Linked DNA regions of Homo sapiens: region 1 is linked to region 2. The links are chromatin loops, found by intact Hi-C in ENCODE. Cell type or tissue: ovary. All regions are shown on one strand. Each heading gives the region's core, and the rest is flanking DNA. Links, peaks and the distances in the headings are about the cores only. Region 1 overlaps ZMIZ1 (zinc finger MIZ-type containing 1). Region 2 has its middle 32 kb from the start of RPS24.

Evidence for each region. A loop is a pair of places that touch in the nucleus more often than their neighbours do. Peaks named below come from ENCODE experiments on the same cell type or tissue, not always from the same donor. Only the 100,000 strongest peaks of a DNase experiment are listed, where the experiment ranks them.
Region 1: a loop joins it to region 2, with 3 times the contacts of the local background. A loop is called at or near these places in 6 of 110 quality-filtered maps.

Annotation. Positions count from the first base shown.
Region 1 is chr10:79,196,252-79,212,005 of GRCh38, forward strand. ZMIZ1 (zinc finger MIZ-type containing 1) reads left to right here. Exons shown (of 25, transcript NM_020338.4): 5 at 5,333-5,441; 6 at 12,085-12,198. The coding sequence starts at 5,382. Among named protein-coding and RNA genes, the nearest start is that of ZMIZ1, 140 kb to the left of the region's middle. RefSeq lists enhancers at 4,732-5,232, 5,233-5,733, 10,049-10,098, 13,373-14,247. In ovary, for the core only: a CTCF peak has its summit at 6,442 (motif pointing left); a DNase peak (open chromatin) is centred at 10,481; H3K27ac peaks cover 29 bases.
Region 2 is chr10:78,058,391-78,074,144 of GRCh38, forward strand. It overlaps the pseudogene GNAI2P2. Among named protein-coding and RNA genes, the nearest start is that of RPS24, 32 kb to the left of the region's middle. In ovary, for the core only: no CTCF peak of the experiment used is centred there; no DNase peak of the experiment used is centred there.

The sequences.
Region 1 (15,754 bases), core at 2,616-10,615, 1.1 Mb after region 2:
GGTCTGCGATGTCCCTCCTGCCATCCATCTACCCACCCTTGGGTCTCACAGGTGTTGCAAGCCCAGACACTCACCCCTCGGTTCCTGTGAGCTGCAGCCCTGCCTGGGAGCAAAGCCCCCCTGGGACCTGGACCCAGCCCAGTGCCCCTTGGCCTTGAACAAAACACTGATGGGCCCCAGGCTCCTCAGAGTAAAACCAGTTGAGGCAGAGCGGGTAGATAGGGGACCTGAAAGCACCTTCGGCCCTTAATATTCCAGGAATCTTTCTGTCCAGAAGCCAGTTCAGTCCAGCCGCCGGCCTCCAGACAAGACTGCCCGTGACCCCACGTGGGGCCAGCCCGAAGGTGGACAGTCCCATCTCCCAGTTTGCTGTTAACTTCTTAAAGCAGGACCTGGGCCCCCGCTATGACTAAACAGAAAAGAACTGCCTCTGAGCCCTGTGGTCGCCAGCTGGGTGGATCTAAGCTCCTGTGCCTGCTTGGGGCTTCCAGGCAACAAGCATTTATCAAGGCCCACCGGGCTCTGCCCCCGGACACAATGTCAGGAGAAAGTTCCTCTTGAGAGGTAGACCCTTATGGGTCACTGACTTGCCCCTCTGCAGCATCCTGTTCTGCAGATGGGGAAACCAAGGCCAGGAAACCAGAGAAGCCCACTCGAAGTCCATCCTGGCTGGGGACACCTGGGTGCTCACTGGAGTGAGGGAGAGGACGGAGGGCCTGGAAGCACACCTGGAACCTCCACAGTGTGCAGGTCTGGCCCCCAGGTCACTTAGGTTTGTCAACAGCGCCCCCTGCTGGCTGCCTGGGCCACCGGTGGCCCTTTGTCCTGGTGGGCAGTGGCCTGCCGACAGCAGGATGAAGGCCTGCCGGGCATGAGGTTTCTTTGTACTTCTCTTCTGTCTCCTCCAGCTAGGAGCTGAGCCAACCCAGGCCTTTGTGGGATGGGTCTCCCTGTCCTGGCTGGCTGTGAAAGTTGAATTCTCTATTGGAACCCTGGCTACCAGTGTTCACCCATGCCCCCACGTGGGACCCAGGCCTTCACTGCCGCATGGGTATCACATGGTGCCTGGGAGACCACCAGGGTCCTTTGGCTCTGATGGGGCCTGGCACCAGGAACTGAGATGGCCTTGCTGAAGGTGGCACTGTCTTGCTCCTGCTCTGGGCTCTCTGTGTCCTTGTCTTCCACACCATGGTTTGTCCCTGACCCCAGGAGCCTTTGTCATGTGGATGCTGGCTGAGGGTCTGTGTGGGTAAACTCAGGAGGACAAATACAGCTCCCGCTTGGGTGACCTACAGAAGTAGCAAGCGGAGCTGCCCTGATTACGCCCCTGCCAACCCAGACCATACACACACACACACATACACACACACACACACACACACACACACACACCTGTACCCTGTCCCCTCCCCAGGACCTGTTCAAGAGTAAAAACTGTAAAGGGAAAGCCAGGATTCTAGAGCTGGCTCCTATCCAACAAGCTGTAACCTCCAAGCCTTAGTTTCTTCATCTGTAAAATGGGGATGTAACTACATTTTCTTATCTGTGCTGTGCCTGGACCAGTACCTGACTCATAGGAGGAGCTCAGCACATGGTCATCTAGTAGGTAAATGTGGGCTTGGACCAAGAGTTCCTTGAACACAAGAAAATGATTTCATTTTAATCTCCGCACGCCCAACCCATCTGGCCTAGGACCCCGCACAGTGTCGTTATTAAAAAGCATTTTGGCCAGGTGTGGTGGCTCACGCCTGTAATCCCAGCACTTTTGGAGGCTGAGATGGGTGGATCACGAGATCAAGAGATCGAGACCATCCTGGCTAACATGGTGAAACCCCATCTCTACTAAAAATACAAAAAACTAGCCGGACGTGGTGGTGGGCGCCTGTAGTCCCAGCTACTCGGGAGGCTGAGGCAGGAGAATGGCGTGAACCCGGGAGGCAGAGCTTGCAGTGAGTGGAGATCACGCCACTGCACTCCAGCCTGGGCGACAGACTCTGTCTCAAAAACAAACAAACAAACAAAAAAGCATTTCTTGGAGAGAAGAAGCATGTACAGATGAGCAAGTGGAGACTAAAGATGTTTGAGTGGATGAGTAGACAGGTGAACAGGCGGGCATTTGTTTTTATTATTGTTACTTATTTATTTTTAAATTTTCTTTTTGGATGCTCCCTCACCCCCCTCCTCCTTCCCCAGGCAGGTATTTCGATAGATAAATGATGGGTGGAGAAATTGGGCTTCAGGGTGTGACATGTGTGATAGGTGGTGGGTGGGATGAATGGAGGGATGGTTGGCAGGGTGAGGGTGGAAGAAATAAATATGGGTACAACCCCCACTTTCCCCTTCTTGCTGTAGAGCTCCAGAAAGCACTTATCAAAAATACAAATTCCCAGATGACCCAGCAACTCCACTTCTGAGCCTATGTTCTCTAGACTAATTCACACACGTGTGATGTGCCGATGTGAACGGTTATTCCTGCAGCACTGCAATGATAAAAATTTGGAGCCGGGCGCAGTCGCTCACGCCTGTAATCCCAGCACTTTGGGGGGCCGAGGTGGGCAGATTGCCTGAGGTCGGGAGTTCGAGACCAGCCTGGCCAGTATGGTGAAACCCCATCTCTATTAAAAATATAAAAATTAGCCAGGCGTGGTGGCAGGCGCCTGTAATCCCAGCTACTTGGGAAGCTAAGGCAGGAGAATCACTTGAACCTGGGAGGCGGAGGCTGCAGTGAGCCAAGATCACGCCATTGCACTCCGCCTGGGCAACAGAGCGAGACTCAGTCTCAAAAAAAAAAAAATTGGAAAAAGCTTCAGGGTCCCTCGTTTCAGGCTGGAGTGTGAGCCCCCAGAGCAGAGGGGCCTTGTCTGAGGGCTCAAGCCTTAGAACAGCACCTGGCAGGGGGCGATGGGCAGATGTTAGTTGGATAATGCTTCATCATACCTAGGAATACTGTGCGGCCATTAAAAAATGAAAAGGTGGCCAGGCGTGGTGGCTCACACCTGTAATCTCAGCACTTTGGGAGGCCGAGGCAGGGGAATCACGAGATCAGGAGATTGAGACCATCCTGGCTAACACAGTGAAACCCCGTCTCTGCTAAAAATACAAAAAATTAGCCAGGCATAGTGGCAGCACCTGTGGCCCCAGCTACTTGGGATGCTGAGGCTGGAGAATCGCTTGAACCTGGGAGGCAGAGGTTACAGTGAGCCAAGATTGCGCCACTGCACTCCAGCCTGGGCGACAAAGTGAAACTCCATCTCAAAAAAAAAAAGTTCTTTGTGTCTTGATGTGGAATAAACTTTGAGATGTATCATCAAGAGGGGGGAAAAGAAAGCAACATCCAAATAATGTGTATAGAATGTTATTATTTTATGTTTTTAAAAATGTGGCAAGAAATAGTGTGTGTAGATATTTGCTTCTAGATGAGACTCTCCAGAAGGGGGACTGATGGCACTGGTTCTCCTAGAAAGGGCACCAGGGGACTGGGGACGGGGTCTGGACCCAGGACTCGATATCTTTGTGGACTTTCTGATTTTTGAACCATGCAAATGAATTACCTGTTCAGACACACATGGAGCAATGAGAATTGCACCAAGAGCTACACATCCTTTAAAGCAATTGGAGGAGGAACAGGACTTTCTTCCAAAGGCTGGGGCCAGGCAATGGTGTTGGGTCCCTCAACAAGCGTGTGTAGAAGGCAGACAGGCAGACAGGCAGGCAGACACAACCTACACTTCCACCAGCTGCGAGGACTTGGCACATCTGGGGCCTCAGTTTCCTCATCTCTAAAATGGAGATGATCCTGGCCTTAGAGAGTGTGTGTGAAAAGGAAAGGAGAGAATGCAGGTGTCCAGCACGTGAAAAGTCCTGGCTGACATGGCCAGAGATGAGGGGTCTTTAGTGGGGAGTGCGACAGAGTAGCAGGGAAGGCTTAGGGCCCCAGGTCTCCTGTCCAGCACCCTGGGTGTGATCCAAGTGTCTGCAGCCTGAACTGTCCACTGGGGGCAGGAGGGCAAATCGAACTGGCAGCGGGCAGTCTTCTGCCTTGGCCCAAGGACCTGGACCCCTAACAGTGGGTGGACTAGGGCTGTACAGTCCTTCCTCTCTCTACCTAGATCCCCGCCTTTGCTGTGTGGCCTCCCTGGAGCGGCCTGGGGACTCCCAGGGCTTTTTCGAGCCGAAGGAGCTTCCTCCACTTAGCTCTGTCATCCAGAGGGAAGTCCCATTCATGCTAATGGCCCTGAGCACTCCCTTCTCCTGCACTTCAGGAAGGGTGAGCCTAGTGCCAAGCCATCCCTGCACCCGCACTGTCAGCCTTGCACAGTGGAAACCGCGGGCTGGCAGTCAGGAACCCTGGCTCCTGGTGTGGGCTCAGACACCACTTGATGTGCCACCCTGGCTTTTCCCTTTCTGTCTCTCAGCCTCAGTTTCTTTATCTAGAAAATGGGTGTGGTGCTCATTCTTATCCTCCTTTTCCAGGAGGGCAAAGTGAAAACAACAGAGTTGTGAGTGGTTTGTAAATTATGAACAACTCAAAGCCTGAGGGACTGGGGGAGGGCAGATGCCACCTGAGATCTCCACTCAGAGCACATGTGCATGTGCATGTGCACTGAGGGTCGTCATATGGGAAGGTCCCCCTGCATGCACATGTATGAACACACACACACATACACACGTACACACACACACGTGGGCCAAGCCCTGAACCAGGAATCCAAGGGGAATTGCCACCCCCTCCACCACCCAAAACACACATGCGCATACAGAAATGTGTGCACCTGGCTGGGCGTGGTGGCTCACACCTGTAATCCCAGCACTTTGGGAGCCTGAGGTGGGCGGATCACCTGAGGTCAGGAGTTCGAGACCAGCCTGGCCAACATGGTGAAACTCCGTCTCCACTAAAAATACAAAAATTAGCCGGGTGTGGTGGTAGACACCTGTATTCCCAGCTACTCAGGAGGCTGAGGCAGGAGAATCGCTTGAACCTGGGAGGCAGAGGTTGCAATGAGCCGAGATCGCGCCATTGCACTCCAGCCTAGGTGACAAGAGCAAAACTCCATCTCAAAAAAAAGAAAAGAGAAGAAATGTGTGCACCTGCATGTGCAGTTCCTTATCCCCTGGTGGGCATGCCTGCCCAGTGCTCACATGTGCCACACATGGAAAGCACCCAGAAGCATTTCCTGCCCTCAGCCCAGTGGGGTACCCCAGGTGCAGCCCCACAGGGCCCAGCAAAGGACTCTGGAACCTGCCAGTGTTGTGGCCAGAGGGCAGTTGGGAGGCTGCTCAAGGTTGGCAGGCCTGGCGTGATCCAGTGACAACCTCTCCTTTCTCTTCGCAGGCTGGACAACGTTCATGGCTCTCGGGTAGAACCTAGTGAAACGGCCAGAATGAATTCTATGGACAGGCACATCCAGCAGACCAATGACCGACTGCAGTGCATCAAGCAGGTGGGTGTGGGGCAAGGCACACTCCGAGGGCGGGGCAGATGGGGCGGGCTGCAGCAGCAGGGCATCTGGTGGGTTCTGGCTGGAGACGATGGCAGGGCCTCCTGACCACCTACCTATCGAGGCCGTTATTGGCATGCTGGCACTGACCAGCCTAATGCTGGAATCACATGCCTGGGTTTCAGTGCCAATGCTGCCCTGTCCCTTTCCACACCCTTCCCAGCTGTGTGACGTTGGGCCAGTGTTGTGGCCTCTCTGGGCTCTGTTTATGTGCAAGGATGTAGTGATGCACCTGGCACTTCCATCTCTCTCCCACCACCTCCCTCCCTAGAACTAAGCTCCCTGCCCCTTTGCTCCAGTCGTTCTCAAAAAAAAAAAAAAAAAAAAAAAGTCACAGGCTGGGTGTGGCAGCTTACGCCTGTAATCCCAGAACTTTGAGAGGCCAAGGTAGGAAGATTGTTCGAGCCCAGCCTGGGTAACATAGCAAGACCCTGTCTCAGAAAAAAAAAAAAAAAAAAAAAAAAAGAAAGAAAGAAAGAAGGAAGGAAGGAGGGAGAAAGAAAGAAAAGAAATTAAAGCTGAGAAAATTTAAAAATATTTACTAATTTATTTAAAAATAAGAACCCATTATAGGCTGGACCCAGTGATTCACACCTGTAATCTCAGCGCTTTGGGAGGCTAAGGGAGGAGGATCACTTGAAGCCAAGAATTTGAAACCAGCCTGGGCAACATAGTGAGACCCCATCTGTATTTTTTAAAAAAAGAAAAAAAAAGCCACAAGACAAGAGGTCCTAGGAAATCATATCATTTTACAGGAAAGGAAACAAGTACAGAGAGGGGAAGTGGGTAGCCTGAGTCCACTCAGCCCCTCTGGTGCTGGGAAGACCTAATTCCAGTGAGTGCCATGGTCCCCACCCTGCTGAAGCTCATACCAAGCCCAAGAGGCAAGCTGCCCAGGAGTTCCCCTATTTGGACTGCCGGGAGGTGGGGAACCTTTCACAGGGGCGCCCCCAAGCGGTGGCCAGGAGTGACGTGCCCACCTGCTGGGCCCAGCTCCCACTGCCCAGGCTGGCAGCTTCCCTGCACAGACCCACGAATGTTATTCACTCCAGGAAGGACCAGGTACAGTGAGAGGGGCATGGGCTTTGGTGTCAGACGCCTTGGACCCAAGTGCTCATTCCTTTATGGACCCATGGTGAGATCTCAAGCTAGTCCTCCATTTCTCTGAGCCTCAGCTTCCCCATTTGTCAAATGGGGCCTACCTCGTAGGATGCTGTGAGGATGTTGTGGGTGATGCACGTAGCCCAGCCCTGGTGTGTGGTGTCCATTGTCCTCAGTATGTCAGTGACAGGGAAGGGAGTGCTGGGGCTCAGGCCCCTGGCCTAGGCCAGCTTAGCAGGAAGCTCAGGCAACCAGCATGGGCTGCTGGCCCCTGGGCTTCCGCCAGGCAGAACTCACAGCCCCCTACCCACCCAGCCTTCCCTCCTTGAGGGCCAGGACCCAGACGGAGCCTCCCCAAGGTGCCTGCCCAGTGGAACTGAGGCTGTTCCTCGAGAACGAGGGTTGTGTGTCTTCTTATTAGCATCGAGCAGAGGAATCTTAAAGTCTATGCAGGGTATGTGGAGAGGAAATTGAAGAAGGCTTGTTACAGATTGAACCCAGCCCAAATGGCTCTCCCAAACGCCAATTACACGCCTCTGTTCACCGTGGCAGAATAGAAACCAGACGCCAAGACTCCCTCCTCCCCCACACTCCCTCCTCCCACTCAGGGTTCTGCAGGGCTCTTTCCTAGCTCTACCTTTCACTCCGTTTCTCCCACCCTTGGCTCAGCTGGCAGGGGCCCCGCCCTCCAATGGAATGCTCATGCCTCCTGTGCATGGGACCCTCTGCATGGCAGGCACACCACTCCTGCCGAGACCTGCTCTCAGCCTCTTTCCTCTTGGCACCTAGCTCCGTATCACCAGGGGTCAGGGTGCACCTGACTTCTTTGGCCCTCCCTGGGTCCATCTTGGGCAGAGGCCCACCAGAAGCCCCTCACAGCATGGCACACAGCTCAGTCACCATTCCGTCGCTTACAAACTATGCAGCCTTAAGTTGCCGCTTCACTTCCCTTCATCTATAAAATGGGCATCATAATTAATTCACATTCAACCAGCACATGCCAGAGCCCACACCACCCTCCCTCACCTGCCCCGGCACACACATGCGTGCACACACACAGAGGGCTCTGCTTTTGAGCCAGGCAGTGGCGCATTTGTGAGTGTGCCCAGATGCCCCCTGGGCCATCCAGAGCTCCCTACGTGCTCCATGCCCCTCCTCCCACATCTCCGGTCAGACACAGCTCAGTGCTGACATCTGTCTGCTCCACAGCTGCCCTAGAAGTCAGCCTCGGCTGGCTGGGGACTGTTGATTCTCAGGCATCCTGTAACCTAATCAGAAGAGAAAGGCAAGCATGTGTGCACGAGCTGAGATGACGAGCTGTGCAGACCTCAGGCTGGTAGGGGCTCACCTCTCCACACAGCCTTCCCTTCCTGCCCTCACCTTGGTTGTAGCCTTTGCTGGCGTTCACCAACCCCCACCCTCTGCACCCTGCTGCCCATGTCCCCTCACAGCCTCTATCTAAGCTGCCTTTGCCCCTTCTCAGCCTCTTGGTACTGGGAGAACCAGTGCTCCCTCTCTGCAACATGCCCTTCTCAGAGATCACTGCCACATCCCAGCTCTACATGGAGAGCCCTGCAAATCAGCTCATTCCTGCTCAGCAGCTGCCCTGAACCCCAGGGGCCCTTCTGAGCATCTGTACCCCATCCCTGAGCTTGAACACTTCCTGGGCACCCAGCTGTCTCACCTACTCTGCTCTGTCTCTCTGGAGCTATGGGCCCTGTAGGAATACATCAGGTCTCCCACCAGGTTGAGCTCCTTGGGGGCAAAGGACATGCCATATTCATCTCAAAATCACAGAGTCTAGCATAGCATCCAGCTCAGAGTGGGGCCCAGCTATTTTAGGTGGGCTGAGGAGAGGGGTGGACTGATAGATGGATACATAAGAGAATGGATGGATGGACATATGGGCAGATAGTTAGATGGGTGGGTGGGTGGACGTGTATAGATGATGAATGGATAAATAGATGAATGAACAGATAGGTGGGTGACTGGATAAATTAACTTCTGGATGAATGGGTAGATAGGTAGATGAATGAAGGGATGGATGAGTGGTGGATAAAGTGGTGAATGGATGAATGGGTGGGCTGGCAAGGAGACAGATGGATGAATTGATTCATTTAGGATGGATGGATGGATGGATGGATGGATACACGCATAGATGGATGAATGGATGAATCACTTGATTCACAGATGGACTGGTGGACAGATGGATTGATAAGATGAATTCATCATTTCAAGGCATTGGTGTGCCCTGTTCCTGCCCCAGCAGACTCAATGGCATTGGATATAGCCCAACTCTTCTGAGGAATTATAGAGATGGGCAGGCTTTCTGATGGGGGACAGAGTACTAGTGTCCAGTAACAGCCATAATTAGGGAGGCCTCTGCCTATGATTCAAACATGTGCTCCCATCCCCAGCCCATCAACGGCTGGCCAAGCTCACCCCTGCCCTGCCCTGGCCCCTCCCTCCACCTCCCACTGGGGCTCATTCTGCAGTGGCCATGTTGCTGGCCTACACAGCAGGCTCACCATCCTTTGGACAGTTAACTGCTCCCCAATCATTTCCCATGGGGTTCAGCCTTGTGCCAGCCTTTGGGGTTCCAGAGGTGAACAGGAGGCTGTTTCTCCCCTCAGGAGGCTCAAAAGAGAAACAGAGAACCGTGGAGGGGCCCTGGCATCAACAGCAGTAGCAGTCTTTCCCTGGGCTCCTGCTCTGTAATGAGTTCCTTGTCGTTTCTCAACTTTGCGGCAGCCCTGAATGCCATCACTACCCCGTTTCACAGATGAGGGTCTGATGTGCAGCAATGTCTCCTGGGCTGCATGGCTCAGCAGCTGAGACGGGGTTTGGACCATGTCTGTTCTGCTTATCTCACTAGATCACTTTGTCTCTCTGTGCACTTCAGTCACCTCTTGGTTGAAATAGGTGACAAGGGCACAGAGAGGGGAGGGGGCTTGACCAAGGCCAAAGAGCTGCACAGTAGCCATCATTGTATTCCCAGCACTTTGGGAGACGGTGGTAGGAGGACTGCTTGAGCTCAGGAGTTTAAGACCAGCCTGGGCAACATAGCAAGACGTCGTCTCTGTTAAAAATTAACAACAACAACAAAAAGTAGCCAGGCATGGTGGTGCACACCAGTAATCCAAGCTACTTGGGAAGCTGAAGTGGGAGGATCACTTGAGCCCAGGAGATTGAAGCTGCAGTGAGCTATGATCGCACCACTACCCCCCAGCCTGGGTGACAGAATGAGACCCTGTCCAAAAAAAAAAAAAAGCCAGCAAAGGGGACACTTGATGTTTTCTTCAGCAATGAGGTGTACCCACAGCCTACAGGCCACACAAGCTGTCTGGGGTGAGCTCTGAACGCTGGTGAGATACTGAAGGCTGGGCACTCGGGTGCCAGAACCAGACTGGGCCTCTGAGATGGACCTCAGAGGCTACCCCTGCACCCAGAGCCCCAAAGTGGGGTGCTGTGACCAGCTGGGGGCAGGCAGCTCTGAGGCAGCATGCAGTGGCTCCTGCCCCTGCTAATTTGGTGTGACATCACTGAAATAAACAGAACAACTCGGTTAGCAGGGGTGGCTGGTGGGCAGGAATCAGCTGATTTGCATGGCTTTCCACGTGCAGCCTAGATACCACCTGTGGCCTCTGAGGGGCATGCTTTAGAGAAAGGGCACAGGAGGCAGAGGTGAGGACCCGCCGCTGCCCTCTCAAAGGGCTTGTTTCTGTATGTTGAAATTACTCCTGTCTCACACAATTCAAATGCAGGGAGCACTGCCTTTGCAGAAGGAGCCAGGGCTGAGAGCGGCCACATGCAGCTGTACTTCCAGGAGAGCCTTTGGGAGACAGAGTCAGGGCCAAGGGCAGCCCCACATGGGAGCACCCCACGCGCCAGGCACTTTGCCAGGGGCTGTATAAGCCTCATCTTGTTTAAGCCTCACTGCGGCCCCGTGATGGAGGGCTTTGTTGCTGCTTGCCTGCCCTCTTTCTCTCCTACATCTCTTTCTCTCCCTTTACTTCCATGGAAGGAGGACATTCTCCTTCATTTCACTTTCCTCCACCCATTTTTAAATACCTTGCCTCGCATGAACTACATTGTAGCAACAGTCACGGAACCTTAAGCGAAAGAAATAAAACCCCACCACCAAGTCATGTTCTGTCATATCCCCATTTTACAGATGAGGCTACTGAGGCTCAGGGAGCTGAGGGGACCATCCTACGTCAGTGGTTGAAAGTGGGTGAAGGCAGAGTGTGGATTCCCGTAGCTCCCCTGCCAATTCTGGGCCCTGCGGCTCCTAGGCCCCTCCCTGCCCTGGCGCTGGGGCAGGCTCATGCTGCAGGTCGAATGGAGGGACTGCCCTGGGTGGCTCCTGTTCTGTTGTTTCTCCCAGTACCAAGGCAATGGGACCTCAGGAGGTGCCATCATCTCTGCAGTGGTTCACACTCCTGTGCTGTGGACACCCTCCAGGGGTCCTTCAGGAGGACACAGTCAGTTACAGCCAAATTGGGCCAGAGCCCCATCCCAGAATCTCACCTTTGCCCCTAATCTGCTCCTTGCTCCTAGCCACATCTTTTGTCTCCTGGACTCAGTACCCAACTCAGAGGGCCTGAGGAGACGGATAAGAGTGAAGGGGGGCATGGGAACCACCCCTTTGCTTTGCACCTCACCCACCCCACCAGCCCTGCAGCCTGGGCCTGAAGCGGAACCAGGAGGCCCAGCACCCTGGCACCAGAATTCAGTCTCCATCGACTCAGACTCTGCCTGGCAGGGGCCTGAGCTCAGGCTGACTTCCCCAACCATGCCAGCAGCCTCTGAGCGGACCCAGGCAGGGCCCAGTACGTCACACACAGCAGCCCCTAGTGTGAGGACAGTACAGGCACGTGTGCTTCCTTCACCCTCCCAGCTGGCTGTGGCCTCCCCCAACCCATCACCTTATGTGGCTAGGGCAGAGCAGGCTCCAAAGCCAGAGCTGGTGGGAGCCCAGTCCTGGGCTTTGATGGCGGTGGCTGGGCAGTCAGGAAGGAATCTCCAGGGCCAACCTGTCCTGGATCAGGGAGGGAGAACTCCCGGAACCCTGCAGGGATCACCTTCCGCCACCCCCACCAGCATCCAGAAAGCACTCTGCTATTAGTCACCAGCCTTCTCTAGACCTTGGTTTTCCTGTCTTTGCAATGGGGCTACTAATCCACTGGGGTGGGGATGGGGGTAGAGGTGGAGGTGAGGGTGGGGGTGGAGGTGGTGGGGGTGGAGTGGAGGTGGATCGGGGAGGTGGGGTGGAGGTGGGGGTGGGGGGGGGTGGGAGCAGGCATGCCGAGCACAGGGTGTGAAATCGAGCATGAGGAAACTTACTGATCCCAGCTACCCCTTTACCCCTTTCTGTGAACCTCCTCCCCAGTGAGGCTGGGTTCTTCCCACCCCAGACCCCCACACGCTGCCTGTGCTACCCTCACTCTTGGAGCCTCAGCCGCCTCCTTTTCCTTTCCCACAGCACTTACAGAATCCTGCCAACTTCCACAATGCCGCCACGGAGCTGCTGGACTGGTGCGGAGACCCACGGGCCTTCCAGCGGCCCTTCGAGCAGAGCCTGATGGGCTGTTTGACGGTGAGTCTGCACCCTGTCCGCCTGCATTCCTGCCCAGGAAGGTCAGCTGAGTGCTAGCGTGCCTGTCCAGGTTTCAGAGAGGTTGTCAGACATTGGGAGGTGACACCAGTGAGAGAGCTGGGAAGACACTGGTGCTGGGGGGATGGCCCTATTTGGTGTGTCCCCCACGTGCACACCCTCAGGGGACCTGGAGTTGATGAGGAGGCACAGTCCCTAGGGATTGTGTGGGTTCCCACACTTGATGAGAAAGACGCAGTGTTCACTTTGCAGGTCACTGTTCCATCATAAGCACAGTAGAGAAACTCTCAAAGGGTTTTCAGCCATTTTTTATCCAGTCATTCATTCATTCATTCACTTAGCAAACATGTATGGAGCTTCTTTTGTCATCATCCATCCATTCAGGTAAGCATTGATTGAGCCCCTCTTACATCCATCCGTCTAACCAAATGAGCATTGATCTCTCATTGATCATGTATGATCCCTCTGCTAAGTCCAGGGAAACTGAAGATGAATAAGGCTTCACCGAGCCTGGTTTCCTCTGTAGCGGAGGAGGCAGATGTGTAAAGAAGTGACTGAGAAAATCATGTCCACAGTGAAGGCAGCACAGGGAAGGGAATCCTGAACTGGCTGGGTGGCGGGGCAGGGTGCATAAAACTGAGGAAAGGAGCTACCCTCCATGGGCAGGAGTCTGCAAAGCAGCAGAGGGGCAGGAGTGCTCGGGGCACAAGCAGCAGAGGGGGCAGGAGTGCTCGGGGCACAAGCAGCAGAGGGGGCAGGAGTGCTTGGGGCACATGGAACAGCATCTGCAAAAGGCCACACACCCGATGGAACCCAGAGAACAGGAAGGGTCGAGGCTGCAAGCTGGGCAGAGGCCAGGTCCAGAGTTTGTGGTATGATCGGCCAGGCTAAGGAGCTTGCCAGCCAACAGGGCCCCATGGAAGTCACTCGAAGCTTGAGAATGTCCCCAGCCATGTGGCCTGTGTCCATATGTGTGATGACCAGGGAGGGCAGCTGCTCAGAAGGCCCTGAGTCCACTTTGAAAGGAATGTGGGTAAACAGATGGCAGGGGAGCCCGCCTATCCTGAGGCTGGGAGAGGATGTCTGGCCAGGCGGGAACAGCGGGCATGGCCCACGGGCACCAGGCTTCCTGAAAAGCTGGAAGGAGACAAAAGGCCCACATGGCCTTGGCCTGGAGAGGAAGAAATAGCGGCAACACGGCTATCGTGACAAAGCATCTGTTCTGTGCCTGGCAGGGAGCCGGCCCACAGAATACACCATCCCACCAAATCCCCTCAGTGAGCTTGGCCTGCAACCCTCCCCCACATTTTACAGAGGAGGAAACTGAGACTTTTAACTGACTTCCCAAGGGCGCACAGCCTTAGAGGTGGGCCTGGGATTACAGCCGAGGCCTGCCTGTCTTCAGAGGGGATGCCCTTGGCCATTAGGGATGCCAGACAGGGATGCAGCCAGGACCCTCCTGGGGCTGCTCAGCTTGTCAGAAGCCAGCACCATCTGGCTCCCTCAGGCCACCGGGCCAAATCGAGCAGCCACCTGCACTGCCCAGTCTTCCTCATCCTTCAGCCCATGGGATCCCCTTCTCCCTCCGCCCCCCCAGCCCCCTAATCCTCTTTGTGGGGATCTGGTTCCAGGCTAAGCCATGTGGGCAGGGACAGATGTTGCCAGAGGCTCCCTCACTTCTACCCCAGCAGAGGATGGAGGAGGTGGGAACCTTGTGTGACGTGTGTCCAGCCAGGCTGCCACAGTCTCCAGCACATTGCCCCGAGCCTGACCCTGTCTATCTAGGATGTGGGGACTTGAGACTGAATCAGAGAGTGGCCCTCACCGGCCTGGATGGACCAGGAACTGGCTCTGCCTCGGTCCTCTTGTCCATGCGTTCATTCATGAACATTCACTGGGCTCTTGTTGGGGGACAGGCCCTGTGCTGGGCCCCAGAGGGACCATTGTCAAGGGGCTGGCCTGCCAGGGGGAGCCTGACATTGAACCCACAAAGGAGCAAACAGGGACATATGCCAGAGCTCTGGGAGAAGGGGCAAGGGTACAGGGCAGGAAATGTCTCCTGAGGAGTTGACCTCCTTGGGAGGATGAGAGAGCAGGGTGCTCCAGGCAGAGGGAACTGCTAATGCAAAGGCCCTGAGGCTTGCTGTGTTCATGAACAGAAAGAAGGCTCAGGTGGCTGGAGCCCAGGGAAGGGAGAAGCATGTGAGATGAGGCAGAGGAAGGAGGTGTAAAGCAGCTAACACAGGGCCCACAGGCCAAGCGAAAGTCTGGGCATTATTTGGAGGGCAATGGGGAGCCCTTGAAGGGTTGTCAGCAGGAGAGTGATGGGCTATGATTTGTATGGGGGCAGGAGCTCTGAAGGGAGCATCTTTTGAGGGCAGGATGGAGGGATCATGGAGGGCTTCCTGGAGGAGGGAGCCCAGAGAGGGCCTCATGAGATCTGGCTGGACAGAGAGGAATCCATGGCAGGAGAGGCTGCATAGACAGTGCCCACTCTCCTGGGCCTCTGTTCCCTGCCTCCAGTGTAAGGCATGTACCTAGTGGAATGGCCCCCACTCCTGCAGCCTGGCCACAGCTGCAGAGACCTGAGTCTAGCTTCCCTTAGAGCTCAGTAGAGCCAGCAGCTTGAAGGGGCTTGGTGGCGGGTAGTGGGGATTGTCATAAACGACACTTCAGTGCTCAGGGTATTTTCCCTAGCCACTGTCTCTTTGGATCCTTGTAAAGACCCTTTGAGGTGGGCAGGGAGTCACCACTCCCATTTTACAAACAAGGCCACTGGGAGCAGGAGCAGCTTACCCTAGTCCCAGGCTGGTCCCACAGACTCCCTGGGAGCCTCTGGGCCCTGTTGCCGGTGCCCCTGTTCCCCAGGCATCCTCAGCCCCAGCCCTGCCCCATGGAGAAGAACGGAATGTGGGAGGTAGGTCCCAAGGGACCTAGGTGGGGCAAGACAGCTGTCCCCTCCCCACACAAACGCACACACACCCTCCCTATCCAGGTGTCAGCCTGAGCCCTCCAGGTTGCTGCAATCCCCGGGGTGACCTCTGGAAGCAAACTCCAAATTCCTCTGGATCCGGCTTACTTTGAGGATATAAATTAAAAATCACTTAGCCCCGAGCAGCAAATGGACACATTTCTGTCATACTCACTTCTAAGCAGCTCAGGCACAATTAAAGTGACCCCAGACCTGGCCCTGCCATCCCGTCTGCTTCACATCTTGAGACTTAAGGATGCGGAAGCACAGGACCCCCAGGCCCTGCCCCAGGGGCCGGCACAAGCCCCGGGCCACCACTTCCTCATCAGAAGCAGGCCCTTCCTCCTCCAGTAGTCGGGCAGAGCAGCCCCTCTGGGCGCCCTCTCCCTCCCGTGGGCTTAGGGAACGGCGGAAGACAGAGGAGACAGTGGGAGAGCAGGTCCAGGAGGGAACCGGGTTTCACATCAGCAGGCCTCTCCTTCATCTCCCCAATGAGGACGCCCTGCAGCTTCAGAGGAGGTCAGAGTCAGAAAGACTTTTCGGGTCCCGCCCCCTGCCAGTAATGGA
Region 2 (15,754 bases), core at 3,593-11,592:
GCTGGGATTACAGGTGTGAACCACTATGCCTGGCCAGATGTGACTTTTGCTTGAAATGTGCTCCAGAGCCCTGCCTAAGTCCCGCTCCTCTGAGAAGCCTTCTGTCCCACCAGGTCTGGAGGGCAAGTGCCAAGAAATGCTCTGAGCTGTTTCTTCCTGAAAGTGGGGCAGCTTGGGCTGTCAGCATGGTTTCTAGCACCGTTGGGGCCATGGAAAGAAATCTGTCTTCCTACAGAGTCACTGGCTTTTTATCCTTCCCCTTCTGTCCGTGGACATGTACCCTCTTGGGAGAGTATTGATCAGAGGGGACAGCACTGATCATGCCTTTGCCGGAGGTCTGTGCACACATCCGCATGGGCACCTGTTAGCATGTGCTTGCTAGAGCTACAGATGGCTTCCTGCTGCCCCACAGGTGGGGTTCTTTACCTTACTTTGCCCCTTGGTGGGTGGTGACCAGTGGGCTCCTTCCTGGAATATTTATGCATGCGGAAAAAACATGAACTTACAAAGAAAACCAAGTCTATTCAAGTACACTTAGCAAAATTAACATTTGTGATGAAGTAACAAATGTTTCCTTATTAATGCAATAATAACTATCTTGTGGCAGGTCTAATTACTACTATAATTCAAAGTAGGGATGGAGGCCCTAGTGACATTTGAAATATCTGTAACAGCTGTGATGTTATATGAAAATATCTGTGATTTCTACTGGCCACAAAGTCTCTGGAAGTGCTCAAAGTACAGGGATTTATTATCTACATTCATGATGGAAAAATCTTAGAAAAGAACCAAAAAAACACACAAAAAAGAAAAAAAACAAAAATCTTGGAGGTCAGGGCTGGGCGCGGTGGCTCATGCCTGTAATCCCAGCACTTTGGGAGGCTGAGGCGGGTGGATCATCTGAGGTAGGGAGTTCAAGACCAGCCTGACCAACATGGAGAAACCCTTGTCTCTGCTAAAAATACAAAATTATCCAGGGTGGGGTGGCACATGCCTGTAATCCCAGCTACTCAGGAGGCAGAGGCAGGAGAATCACTTGAACCCGGGAGGCGGAGGTTGCGGTGAGCCGAGATCGCACCATTGCTCTCCAGCCTGGGCAAGAAAAGTCTCAAAAAAAAAAAAAAAAAAATCTTGGAGGTCAGTGAAAATAAAGATGTAACTTTTTTCTTATCCAAGTTCATGGGACCCCTGCATTCTATCCGTGGACCCCATGGGGAGTGGCTGTGCTCCCCAAGTTAAGAACCCCTGGGTGACAGGTACTTTAAGAAATGCTTGTGTGTGTGTGTGTGTGTGTGTGTGTGTATTACATTCTGTAGATATATGCACCTATGCATCTACCAGGATTCTCCTACCCACAGAGAAAGCTACAGGGGACACCTCTTACCACTCCAGGTGGACCTGCTATGCACACACACACACACAGCCACAGGCATGTCAGAGACACACTGCATGTGTACATGCACATGCTCGTATGCAGCACATGGGGTCATGTGCACACACACCCCCGGAGAAGTGTACACACAACTTACACTTATACCTGCCCACAGAGCTGCAGGGACACATGCTCACACACACAAGCATGTGGACACATACTCCTGGCTCTGTACCCAGCGCTTCCTGTACACATGTGCACACAATTCTAAGTCCTAGGCAGGATGGACAGAGGAGGTCAGATTCATGCCATCTGGATACTGTCCCCAGGCACTAAGGAGGCCTAATCCAAGAGGATCAGAATCCTACCCAATCCACTCTCCCCAAGTGCAAACCAAGGAGCCAGTGAAACTCTAATCTGTACCCTAATGGGATTTGATCAACGTCGCTGTGCCACCATGAGTGGGGCTGCCACAGAGCCCTCGATTTGAGCTTGTCTGACCCCGTGGTGAGGGAGTAGGGCAGTGGGCCCAGTACAGTGCGGGCGCCCCCTCAAAGGAAAGCATTCTTCATTGGTAATGAACATTATGTCTGCAGAAACTAATGGCCCAACCTCCTATTCAGTTTATGTAAAATAAAACAGGCCATATGCTGCTGCTTTCAGAGTTTGGGTGTTTAAATTAAATGTTGTTCAATGAATATTCAAGCCCATTTGCTCCAAAGTTGTGCTCAATGTGGTGGTGGCTCTCATCCCCCTCCTTCCTCGCAGCCCCTCCCTGCTCCAGTACCCAGGGTATTAAGCCATTAGAACGGGGTGTGAACATCCAGGCATCTGTCTTCCAACGGAAAGTTGGATATTAAAATGCCGGAGCAGATGACAGTATAAATAAAGACATACAGTGAGAGGCTCGTCTGGTTATTTTTTTGTTTGGTAATTAAGACTGAGGAGGTTTTGACTTAAGTTCTGTCTTATTGAGAAACAGAGATAGGGGGCTGAGATCATTCCACCTCTTCCCTCTTTACTTTGCCCATCTGCCCAGAGAGCGGCTTCTGTGTTGGCCTCCATGTAACTGGCTTATTGACGAGTGTCATGTTGGTGGCATAGAGATGTGAAATGATTTTATTTTTATTTTTATTTTTTTTGAGATAGAGTCTCGCTCTGTCGCCCAGGCTGGAGTGCAGTGGCGCGATCTCTGCTCACTGCAAGCTACGCCTCCTGGGTTCACGTCATTCTCCTGCCGTGGCCTCCCGAGTAGCTGGGACTACAGGCGCCTGCCACCACACCTGGCTAAATTTTTGTATTTTTAGTAGAGACGGGGTTTCACCATGTTAGCCAGGATGGTCTCGATCTCCTGACCTCGTGATCCGCCCACCTCGGCCTCCCAAAGTGCTGGGATAACAGGCATGAGCCACCACGCCCGGCCGATTTTATTTTTCTCCAGCTAACTTCTCTCTGCTGAACTCTGTCAGATTATCCTTAACATGAGCTGGAGCAGAGTCCAGAGTTTTATGGTCAGTTATAACTGAGCCTGGTTCAAAACTGGCTCATCTCTGTTGGAACTCCCACCTTCCCCATCGGAGGCCCGACCGGTGCTTGGGTGAGGGAAGTGGGGAGGGGTAGTGTCTCTTCTCTCATGCCTCTGCCCACTCCAGAGCCTTGGGTCTTCCTGTCTGGGGTTGGAGGCAGGGCTTCCTGTGGGTGGTGGAAGGTGACTCTACTCTGACCCTCCTCTATCAGGGTTTGCTTCCCTGGCTGATGTGGTGGTTTCCATGTAGATGGTGGGGCAGGTGTCCTTGGGACAGAGTTCAGCTCATGCCAGCACCATCCATCACTGAATATCCCCTCTGAGAGAAGCTGGGGCTCTCTTCAGCCCCATGAGTGGTGCACTCCTCCAGCCCTCTTTCTGAGTGCGGCATTGTGTCTCCTGGACTGTCCTGGGATTCCGGCGCATCCTCTGACCTCCACATCTCCATGTGGCTCCACAGGAGGGGCTGTGAAATGGGGGTGCAGAGGCCCACACTCTTTTTTTCCTGAGCAGTCTACCCTGTGCCATCCATACTCTGCTGCTGGTGTGGGGTCTTCCACAAGCCCTCCACCTTCTGAGATCTCTAGGGGCACGTGGGCAACGTGCTCCATGCTCACATCTATTCCCAAGCTCCCGGTGTCCTGAGTTAGGCTCACGGGAGCACTCCCTCCCTAGATTTTGTTCCTCTCCCACGGCAGCCACAGAGTGGGGCTGCAGATCCTGCAGGTCGGCAGGCACCCGGCTCGGGAGGGAAACACCAGCTTCCATCTTTCGGGCACCCCCATTTCTTTTTTTTGTGGTAAGGAAGATTGGGGACTCTTTTTATATTTAATTTTTGAATAAATAATATATTTACATGATTCAAAAACCAAAAGAATATGAAAAGGCAAATATTATCTTTTTTTATTATACTTTAAGTTCTGGGATACATATGCAGTACGTGCAAGTTTGTTACATAGGTATACATGTGCCATGGTGGTTTGCTGCACCCATCAACCTGTCATCTACATTAGGTATTTCTGCTAATGATATCCCTCCCCTATCCCCTACCTTCCGACAGGCCCCGGTGTGTGATGTTCCCCTCCCTGGGGCACCCCCATTTCTATGAGGGATTCTCTTGGAGCTCCTCTCATCACAATGACGGCTCTCTACGTGACCACTTCCCCCACCATCCTCTTCTTTCTCTTCCCTCCCCAGTCTTTCCTATAGATGGTGTGTGTTGGTGGTTTGGGGTGGAGCCTGGTGTTAGAGGGGCTGGTTGTGTTTCTTTTTGATGAAGACCTTGGGGACATGTCTGCTGCTGGTGGGTCTCTTTAGATGTGTGATAGTGAGCACGTCTTTGCCCTTAGTTTTGTTTCCAGTGTCTTGGGGCAACAGTAAAAAAAAAAAAAAAAAAAAAAAAAAATCCCATTTGAGATCCTGTTGCACACATTTAGACTGAGAGTTTGTTTAGGACTAGAAAAATTTTAGAAACATCATGAGGGTCTTCCTGCTTTTCCCCTTCACTCCTATCCCTAAGTCACCTCCCAACCCAAATTGCTCCCATGCCTCTAATTATCCCCTCTGTGCAGGAGACCCCCAAGCCTCCTCCACCAGCCCTGAGCTTTCTCTGCAGGAGTCCTCTTAGCTATCCCACCACTTTCAGTCTGCTCAGACCCACCCTCATCATCTTTCCTTCCCTTCCGTCTCCCACAATCCAGGCCAGTGTTTTCTCTACAGTAAGAATTTGCCCCACAAGCATTCAATTGAGCAGCTACTGTACACCAAGTCCTGTGATAGGTGCTGGGGATACAGGGACAACCAAAAATGGTTGTTGCCCTCAAAGAACTCTTGGCATAGTGGTAGCCATTGACCCAAGAAGAGGTCCTCAGTATGAAATGGGAAGAGCTAAGGTAAGCACAAGGCATGAATATGCCACCTTTCCTGGGCACACAGGAATGGCTTCCGGGAGGGATGATCTCTGGGCTCAGTCTTGAATTGCAATAAGTAGCAAAGTAAGAAATAGGAAGGCATTGCAGGGAAAGGAAACAGCAAGAACAAAGGCGTGGAGGCATGGACTAGCATGTGCTGAGAACTTGGAGCAGTTCCATGTTCCTGGGGTCTAAAGTGCAGGGTGGGGAGTGGGAAAAGATAAGCTGGTTTCCTGACTCTGTTCCTAGCACCTCCCTCCTTTCAATCATCCATGGGCAAGTTGTGGTCGACTCCTCTGCAGTAAACCTTCACCCCTGCTGTTCACCCCACCACAGAGTTAAAGATGGGGTGGGGTGGCTGACCACATGGTATCTTCTCACTTGGATGCCATGTTGCCAGTAGGTGAGGATGGTGAAGTCTCCCCTGTGGGAGGTGGCCTGGAGGGACCATTTGGGGTAAGACAGCTACCCCAAGGCCAGCCCCTCTGCCCTCACCCTGATCCTTCCTCTAGGCTCCGCTTTTGGTCTGAATTCTTAATCTCCTCGATCTTTGACTTCCCTTTGCTTTCTTAATCCTTGAGTTTGCTGCAGAATTTGGCCCACAGATTTCATCTGGTCCCTTGAATAGGCAGTTCAGTTGGATCCATCTCCGTTGGCATTGACATTTTACACATGGCAGGATGGTTTTCAGGAAAAGGACCTGTGTTGTGTGGACCCTGAGGTATCTTTATGAGTTCCTGCCTGGCCAGCTCCCCAAAACTCCTGGCCACTACTCAACTGTCCTAGAGAATTGGGATCCCCTAGGTGAGGTCAGTTGGTAGCCTTCTTCCTTGGTGTGTGTGGGTTGAGAGAGATTGGCAGGGAGCCAGTGTCCCAGCTGAGAATCTGTTCCTGGGCTCAGAAGAAGCGGAGTGTCTCTGCCTAGTGACCCCGGGACATTCACAGATACGTGATCCGTGGTGGGTGTGCTCCATCCCAGTTTGATGGGATCCCTGGTCCAAAGCACGTACCTAGGCTCCTGGCTCTTCCAGGCAACTGGCGAGAACTCACAGAATGCATTTTCTTTTTTTTTGAGACAGGGTCTTGCTCTGTCTCCCAGGCTGGAGTGTGGTAGTGTGATCATGGCTTGCTGCAGCCTTGACCTCCCCAGCTCAAGTGATCCTCCCACCTCAGACTCCTGAGTAGCTGGGACTACAGGCATGTACCACTATACCGGGCTAATTTTTTTATTTTTTGGCAGAAACAGGGTTTTGCCATGTTGCCCAGGCTGGTCTTGAACTCCTGAGCTCAAGCAATCCACCCGCCTCTGCCTCCCAAAGTGCTGGGACTACAGGTGTGAGCCACAGTTCCCGGCCTAAATGCATTTTCTTTTCCTTTTTTTTTTTTGTTGAGATAGAGTATCGCTCTGTCGCCCAGGCTGGAGTGCAGTGGCACGATCTCGGCTCACTGCACACTCTGCCTCCTGGGTTCATGCCATTCTCCTGCCTCAGCCTCCTGAGTAGCTGGGACTACAGGTGCCTGCCACCACATCTGGCTAATTTTTTTTTTTGGTGGGTTTTTTTTTTATTATACTTTAAGTTTTAGGGTATATGTGCACAACATGCAGGTTAGTTACATATGTATACATGTGTCATGTTGGTGTGCTGCACCCATTAACTCGTCATTTAGCATTAGGTATATCTCCTAATGCTATCCCTCCCCCCTCCCCCCACCCCACAACAGGCCCTGGTGTGTGATGTTCCCCTTCCTGTGTCCATGTGTTCTCATTGTTCAATTCCCATCTATGAGTGAGAACATGCGGTGTTTGGTTTTTTGTCCTTGTGATAGTTTGCTGAGAGTGATGGTTTCCAGCTTCATCCATGTCCCTACAAAGGACATGAACTCATCATTTTTTATGGTTGCATAGTATTCCATGGTATATATGTGCCACATTTTCTTAATCTAGTCTATCATTGTTGGACATTTGGCTTGGTTCCAAGTCTTTGCTATTGTGAATAGTGCCACAATAAACATACGTGTGCATGTGTCTTTATAGCAGCATGATTTATAATCCTTTGGGTATATACCCAGTAATGGGATGGCTGGGTCAAATGGTATTTCTAGTTCTAGATCCCTGAGGAATCGCCACACTGACTTCCACAATGGTTGAACTAGTTTACAGTCCCACCAACAGTGTAAAAGTGTTCCTATTTCTCCACATCCTCTCCAGCACCTGTTGTTTCCTGACTTTTTAATGATCACCATTCTAACTGCACATGCGGCTAATTTTTTGTATTTTTATTTTTTATTTTTTTTTAGTAGAGACGTGGTTTCACTGTGTTAGCCAGGATGGTCTTGATCTCCTGACCTTGTGATCTGCCCACCTCGGCCTCCCAAAGTGCTGGGATTACAGGTGTAAGCCACCGCGTCCGGCCCCTAAATGCATTTTCTTGATAACTAGAGCCAAGCAATTCTGGAGGGGAACATGCTATAAGGAAACCGTTCATTGATTTCTTCATTCTTTCACTCTGGCAGAGGCTGCACTGGGAATTGGAGGATAGCAGAATGAAGAAGATACAGCTCCTTTTCTCAAGGGGTTTGTGGTTTAGTGGGAGCTGTGAGCAGGCTCTGTGATGTGTGTGTTTAATGGCAGTGGGCAGCACAGCCAGCCACCTGCAGAGGGGGAGGGGTGCTTCTTAATTCCTGGATGCTTTTAATCTGCGTGTGGTGGCAGGCCCACCTACAGGAACAAACTGCAGTGCATCAGACTATGGGGTATAGTTCTGGGACATATTGTGTGATACAGAGAGGGTGAGGTGCCCCCCAGGAGAGGAAGGCTCTGAACTGTGTCCATCAAGAGTGGCTCTGGGGTTGGCAGAAGTGATCTGTTGTTTCACTGGGCAGAGGCAGCCCTCCTGGCTTTCTGAGATCTAAGAGTCAGGTCGTGCTAATAATCCTGGACCTATTCCAGGGGCCCCTCCCACCACCCAGTGACAAAAGGAAGCAGCTCCAAGGCTTGGGACTTCCTTATGGCCCTGAAGCTAGGAAAGGGAGTGCCCAGGACAGGAACAACTGGTACACCCGAGCGGGGCTCCCTCCTGGTGTCTCTGCAAAGGGGAGTCATATCATCCCAGTGAGAGGCGGGAAGGGCAGGCGGGAGTCAGATGCTTTTTCTGTGAGTTGGGATTGCAGTTCTGCCTCCCCCAGAGTGTTTGTTATGAGCAAACACATAATTTGTGAAAGTGTTGGGAAAAGATCAGCTCCTGTGAAAAAATAAAACACTATTCACACTTCTACCTGATTTTTTCTCATTCTGGTGGAATTCCCCCCACCACAAATGAGTTTCTTAAAACCAAACAACAAACCAACCAGCTCACCCCCACCCACCCCATCACAACACATTTATTTAGTGCCTACTTGTTGTTGGTTACTTACAATGAAAGAAAGGCAGGCAGATGGATAACCTAGTTCAATATTTTACGTGAGATGCATTATTTTACTAAGTCCTTTCCAAACCATACCCATCAGATCCTATCTCCATGGGAGTGGAGAAATTTGAGCAACAGAGAGGTTAGGAAATTTTCCTGAGGTCACAGGGTTAGGCAGTAGCAGAGCCGGAATTTAAACCCCAGTCTTCTGTCTCCAAATGACCTGCTTGGCTAATGCTAGATTGGCCTTGAAAGGTTATATTTTTATTTGGTTGAGGAGACTCTTTCAGTTCCAGGCGACCAAAACAAACAATTCTTTATGCCATGGCTGGGCTGAAAATTCCTCAGTGAAGGGCAGTGGCTCTGGGAATATTTTACACATCTCTTCTCATCTTCAAAGGCAGCTGAGCCGTGGTGTCCTGGGTTCTGTGGTGGCCTCATCTGCAGACTCCCACAAGAATTTGGGGAAATCTTTGCAGGCATGTGGGGGTTGGCCCCTTGGGAAGAACATTCAGACAGTGTGGAGTCATAGCTGGTACCCAGGGCCCAGAAGATGCCCCACTGCTCCTTCGGGATGCCCCACGGGAAGTGCCGTTCCATTGTTGTGGGCGGAATTTTGTGGAACACAACCCCTTGGAGCCAGCTCAGGCACGAGGGTTGCATGTGGGGGGGCCCGGGCAGGGCATGGTTATTGGAGTGGGACAGGGATGGATCTCTAGATGGAAAGTGAGGCCAGCGGCTGGTGGGAACTGGATCTTGGAAGCCCCAGAGAGGGAGCAGCTGCTCTCTCTTGGGCTGCGTGGCTTAGCTCTTTGCCTATTTCTGAGCCTCTGCCCCATTTTCCAATTTGAGCCAGGCTTCCCCTGCTTGCTTTGACTTCTCTGCTCTGTGTGCCCCCTCCAGCTTCAGTTTGCAGGTAGCTTGGTTTTCTAGAGGGCCTCTTGTGGCTGTGACCACACACAACCCTAAATGCCATCACCATCTTACCTACATTATGTTTTTTCTTTCTACATTTTGTAATTTTAAACTAGATGAAGAATTCCATAAAACATGCAAAAAAAGCAAGGATGTGCCCAGTGCTGAAAGCCTGGGCCTGGAGTGAGAGTGTGGAGGCAGGAGGTAGCAGTGGCTCCCGGGTTAGCGCTGAGGAGCTGCATTTAGGTTAATGGGGACTGGGCCAGGGCAGGGGTGGGCCTAATGGTGACATTGGCAGTTGTCTGGAGCAGCCCTGGGAACCTAGCTCTGTGGAAGGCAGGGCAGGGGTGGTGTCCCCAGGGGAAGGGTGGTATCAACCCACAGACACACTCAAGGCTCAGAATCATTGGAAGGGGGTGGGTGGATGCTGGTCAGTGGGTGCCCAGGCTGGACAAGTGAGTGCCCCTCCAGACACAGGCATTGGGAGACTCAGCATGTGTTCCCCTCCCCATCACAGAGCAAGGCAATGTTTAAAAACTAGAATAGATGCCTAGGAAGCGGGTACTGTGGCCATTCCAGGCACCTAGAACAAGGGCAGGCTTCAAACAGGGAGCCCTGTGGTAACCCCTCCCATCTCTGGAGCTGAGGGAGGGGACAGGGGAAGCCAAGAACAGAGACAGGAAAAGGGGAAAAGTGGCCAGGGGGACAGACAGAAGGAGGATGGTCTTCTTGACCCCATCACCCTCAGGGCTGGGGGCACAGAGTTGGCCCATCCTGCCAGCCTCACCACCCCTCAGAAGAGGCCACAGTTCTTCTGGCTATGATTTTTTATTTTGAGACAGGGTCTTGCTCTGTCATCCAGGCTGGAGTGCAGTGGTGTGATCATAGCTCGCTGCAGCCTCTAACTCCTGGGCTCAAGCGATCCTCCTGCCTCAGGATCCTAGTCCCGAGTAGCTGGGACTACAGGTGCATGCCACTGTGCCTGGCTTTTTTTTCTTTTTTGGTAGAGATGGGGTTGCACTCTGTTGTCCAGGCTAATTTTGAACTCCTGGCTTCAAGATATCCTCCTGCCTCGGCCTCTCACAGTGTTGGAATAATAGGCATAAGCCACCACACCCAGCCCTTCTGGCTGTTCTTGATGGTGATGTCAGTCGTGCTCTGCACATTCTGTTTTTCATGTCGGTGACAGCATAGGTGACTTGTGCATGGATCTCCCTGGTGTTCTTGCGCTATTCAGGCCCTCTCACTTACTCTGATGTAGCTGGCAGCCTCGTCAGACTTGCTGACCCCTGTGTACTTGTGGAAGCAGATGGTGGGGGCTGCGTGTGATCTTCTCCTCACCTAGGTCCTTCTTCTTGATGAAGAGGATGACAGACGTTTCCATGACCACTTGACATAGATGCTGCCAAACAGCTTCATGTTCTGGTGTGTGTGATTCAGCTTGTCCTCAGCTCAGGCCACAGATGCTCAAGCCTGCACAGAAGATGGTGGCTGTGATGCCCTCAAAGCAGTGGGTCCACTGCTGCCCAGACTGCTGACTGCCACATCAGCCATCTTGAAGAGAGTAGGTCCCTGGAGGTGAAGGGCGTCTTTAAGCAGCTCTGCAGCTCCACCTTCTGTGTGGGGGCATGGTCACTCTGTGTCCTGTGGCTCCAGGTCGTTCAGGTGGAAGGCGGCTAAACTGTGGAGCTGGTGTCCTGTGGGTAACCAAAGCAGGATGAAACAGGCATCCCATGGAGCAAATCCAATGGGCAGCCCAGAGATTCCGGATGACGCTGGACAGCTTCAGTTTGCAGGTGGCATCTGGACAGGTCCTCAGGGAGTGCACCCTGGCCCACAACTGTGTAAGACATTGCAAACTGTTGCCTGGCATCATCCGTATGGAAGGGGTTGGCAAAGTCAGTCTGTAGGTTGCCTGTGGCCTTGACGATGGCCATGATGGCCTGGAGGGTGTGGCTGTAGATGACTGCCCTGCACAGCCAACCTTCCTCCTCTGAGTAACCATCCTCTTGGATGATCTGCTTTGAGGTCCTTAGGGCAGGTATCTATCTCTAGTCTAATCAAGGGAGAGCGTGTGGTACAACCATGGCTTCCTACTTCCTAGAGCTGCACCTAAGACAAAGATGCTTTAACACATCTGCCTGGACCAGGGGCTAGCTGAGGACATTTGCTTCACTCCAGACCATCAGCGGGAGGGCAGAACCTGGAGCATGGCTTCCCGGGCTCAGTGTCTCGTGCTCTGATCTTTTCAGAGTGGGCAGCTGCCTCTGAAGGCTCTGAGCCGGGAGACTGTGCTTTTGGGGAGGACCACGAAACAGCCATTGGCTGGTGGGTTTCCATTTGAAGTCAAGTCATTGGGAGCCCATGAAGAAGACAGAGTGCTGTGGGAGACCCACGTCCACAAACTCAGGAGTCTAATAATACCCTGCTCTGAGCATCTCCCACATGCCAGGCACTGTGCTCAACATTTTACGCAGGGAATCTCCTTTCATTCTCATAAGCCTGCCAGTAGAAAAGGACCTGATTACTGCCTTTACCCAAATGGAGTCACATCCATTCGTTCATCAAGTACTTACTGAGTGCTTCCTGGGTACCACGGCTGTACTGGGATATGATGGTGTACAACGGATAATGCTACTACAAGCTAACTGTGGACCAGAGACCATGCCAACTAAGGGTTTTACATATATGTATCCTCCCCGCCTTTTTTTTTTTTGAGACGGAATTTCGTTCTTGTTGCCCAGGCTGGAGTGCGATGGCGCAATCTCGGCTCACTGCAACCTCTGCCTCCCAGGTTCAAGTGATTCTCCTGCCTTAGCCTGCCAAGTAGCTGGGATTACAGGCACCCGCCAACACGCCCAGCTAATTTTTGTACTTTTTTAATAGAACGGGGTTTCACCATGTTGGCCAGGCTGGTCTCAACCTCCTGACCTCAGGAGATCCACCCGCTCTGGCCTCCCAAAGTGCTGGGATTACAGGCGTGAGCCATGGCGTCCAGCCCGTATCCATTTTAGTTCTTAGAACAACCCTATGAAAGAATTTCCATTAAAAAAGTCATATCCCCATTTAATTAAAGAGACTTCCCTTTTAAACCCATTTTACAAATAAGAAAACTGAAGTCCAGGGAGGTTAAGTTCCTTACAGAAGGTCACACAGCTAGTAAGTGTAACAATGTGAATTGGAGCCCAGGCCTGATGGCCTCTTATCACGCAATACAAAAATTCTGGGCAAAGATGAATCTCTGCTGGCCAAGGGGCAGCCTGGGGAAGAATGTTGTCATGGCCTTGGCCTAAGCTGGTTACTGTGTGTGTTGAAGTGGGGATGGGGAGCGGGGTTCTTGCGTGTGCCCCTCCCACCTTCCTCCTTAATTTCTGCCTCCTGTCCTCGATTCTGCTCCTCCTGCCCGGTGCTCCCCATCTTGGGGTCACAGGGATGCTTGGCCTCCACACTGTGGCACTGTTTGTGTCTGGGAGCTCTGCAGGCCCAGCTGGCTGAGCAGGGCCATGTTTGTCAGAGCTGCCCCTGCCAGCCATGTCCCCTGTGCCCCTGTGGACTCTCCTGATGTTGGAATCATGTCTTTACTGAATAACAAACTGTGTGTGTGTGTGTGTGTGTGTGTGTGTGTGTGTGTGTGTGTATGTGTGTGTGAGAGAGAGAGAGTTAGACAAAAGGAGGCCTTGGCATTAGGCCTTTTAATGAGCAAAGTGACAAGGTGACTGTCCTTAATTGGCTATCACAACAGCCAACCAGGTCCTGCTCCCTCCATACAGGCCTCCTGCCTCCTTGAAGTGGCAGCCACCACTCGATGCTCGGAAGGCTGGGGAGCAAGCAGCAGCTTTTCTCTCACTCTCTGGATCCGAGACAGCTTCTCCCCAGCAGGCACCAACTGGCTTGGCTGGCTTTCTGGAACCTGGGTGACAGCCTTCTCCCCTCTGCCTGGTTGCCTTCATTGCCTAGAGAGGGAGCTTTTGGCTGTTCGTTTGAAGCTCCCAGGTCATTATGATAAACTTCTTGTGTTAGAGCTACTGCAGAAGCCACCACTGAGAGTATGTGGTGAAGAGGCCAGTCCTATTTTGGAGAAGTTGGGAGAATGAGAGAAGACCTTGGGTTCCTGTTGCTTCAGGATTTCCATTTTAGCTGATGAGAGAAAACACTTACCAATGTCAGAGCCCTAACCTGGCAAGAGGTGGCTTTGATGTCATGGAAAGAGCACTAATGTGGCAGTCAAGGGACTTGGAGCCAAGTTCTACTAAGATAGTAAGTAGCTGCTAATAGTATATAGTGCTTACTATGGGTGAGCACTCTTCTAAACACCTTACATATTTTAATTCACAACAACCCTGTGAAATAGGAACATTACTTCCTCTATTTTATAGTTGATGGAATTGAAGCACAGAGAGGGTGGTGACTGGCTCAAGGTCACAGAGCCATTAGAGGCAGAGCAGACAGTCACGAGCCACTTCCCTGCACTCGAGGCCACTGTGTTGCCACTGTCCTGCTGCCAGAGGCAGGGCCGTGGGCCTCATGACCACAGGGGTAGCTGGTCGCCTGGCCCACCTGCCTGTTCCACCCACTGCAGCTAGGCTATGGATGTGACTGTCCAAAGAGTGTGAGGCAGCAAGGGATGGAGCTTCTTTTCCCAGGGACAAAAGGAACTGCACGGAGGGTGTCAGCACAAAGCTGCCCTAGCCAGCCTTTCCTAGTTGATCACACCAGTCATTAATCCACATGCAGAACGCAGTTTGGGTCCGGGCTCCAGGCTCCACAGTCATTGCCATGTTTTCACGGGCCTGATAAATGATTCTGCTATAAAGACTTGAAGGGCAACTGTGCAAAGTGGTTCTGAGCAAGATTCTTTAAGACCTTTGTACACATTCCCATTGAGTCTGAGGTCACCTTGGGACCAGGGGAAGGAGAAGCTGGCAGTGTTGGGAAGCCAGAGGTCTTTGGTCTGGAGTCACAGGAAGCCTGTAAGGTCTTGTTCCCAAAAGTCAGAGGAGCAGGGCCTTGGAGAGCATTTAGTCCATGTTTTTCACAGTATATGAGAGGAGGCTTGGGTCCAGACAGAAGAAGGCAGTAGCTCAAGGTTGACCAGGATTAGTCTTGTTCTGGGGCTCTTAAGACTGCCTGGCCTTTTGGAACCCTGTTACAACACATTGCATCACATGCATTATCTCATTTTAATCTCCACACCAACCCAAGGAGGTGGGTGTTATTAAGGCCATTTTACAGATGAGGAAATCAAGGCCCAAGTGGCAGAACTGGGATTTGGCCCCAGATACTTCCATATTATTTCATGAGCTTCCCTTTAATATTAAGACCATCTTTATATCTTCCAGAGCACCTTCTCTTCCATGTATAGTTTGTTTGTCTGGTGGCCATAATTCCTGAGCCAGCAATTCCTGACTGGATGGTCAGTCTAACCTCAGATAGGCGAGGTTCAAATCCAACTCCACCATTTAGTAAGTCTGACGTGGAGCAAGTCATGCAATTGTTGAAACCTTAGTTTCTACTTTGTAAATTAGGGATAATAATGCCTAATTACAGGACATTTTTTAAGGATGAAATGATACAGTCCTTGGAAGACACTTATTATATTAACAAGGATGTAAGTGGTAGCTCTAATTTTTTATTATTATTGATAAGGAGTGCCAGTATTTGATACTGAGTCTTACCCTGAAAACCTGGAATTATGTTTGTTGCAACTTAGTGCAGTCTGATTAATGCAATAATTTTTGGCTGAGATCTAAAGAAGGCATGGCTATTATTATAATCTTAATAGGTTTTATTTTTATTTTTTATTTTTATTTCCATAGGTTTTTGGGAAACAGGTGGTGTTTGGTTTCATGAATAAGTTCTTTAGTTGTTACCATAATAGGTTCATTGCCCGATGCACACAGCAAGTCAACATGCCAAGACATGGGAGACACGGGTTGCAGCAGATAAAGAGATTTGATCATAGGGTCAAGGAATCAAGATATGGGAGGGGACCTCAAATCCATCTCCTCAAGGAAGTTGGGGTAGGAGTTTTAAGGGTTTTGGAGTGGACCAAAGTGTGGAGGTGGAAGAGTGAAAGGTGAAGTCACTGGGCAGGTAGAAGCAGCAGCTGTATTCTCATGCTAATCCCCTTCCTCTCTCAGGGTCTTCAAACTGGTTGCTGGAATTGGGGCCTGAAAAACATCTTAAGTGATCCTTCAACAAAAGCCTTATGATTCTAATGATAGAGATCCTGTATGTGGGAACAATGGGGATGCAAGTCAATTCTTTTTTTTTTTGAGATGGAGTCTTGCTCTGTTGCCCAGGCTGGAGGGCAGTGGCTTGATCTTGTCTGACTGCAACCTCTGCCTCTGGGTTCAAGAGATTCTCCTGCCTCAGCCTCCTGAGTAGCTGGGATTACAGGTGTGCACCACCACACCCAGCTAATTTTTGTATTTTTAGTAGAGACGGGGTTTCACCGTGATGGCCAGGCTGGTCTCGAACTCCTGATCTCAGGTGATCTGCCTGCCTTGGCCTCCCAAAGTGCTGGGATTATAGGTATGAGCCACCGCGCCTGGCTGCAAGTCAATTCTTAAACAGTCTTATGATCCTAATGTCAGAAATCTCGTCTACAGGAACAAGGGGATAC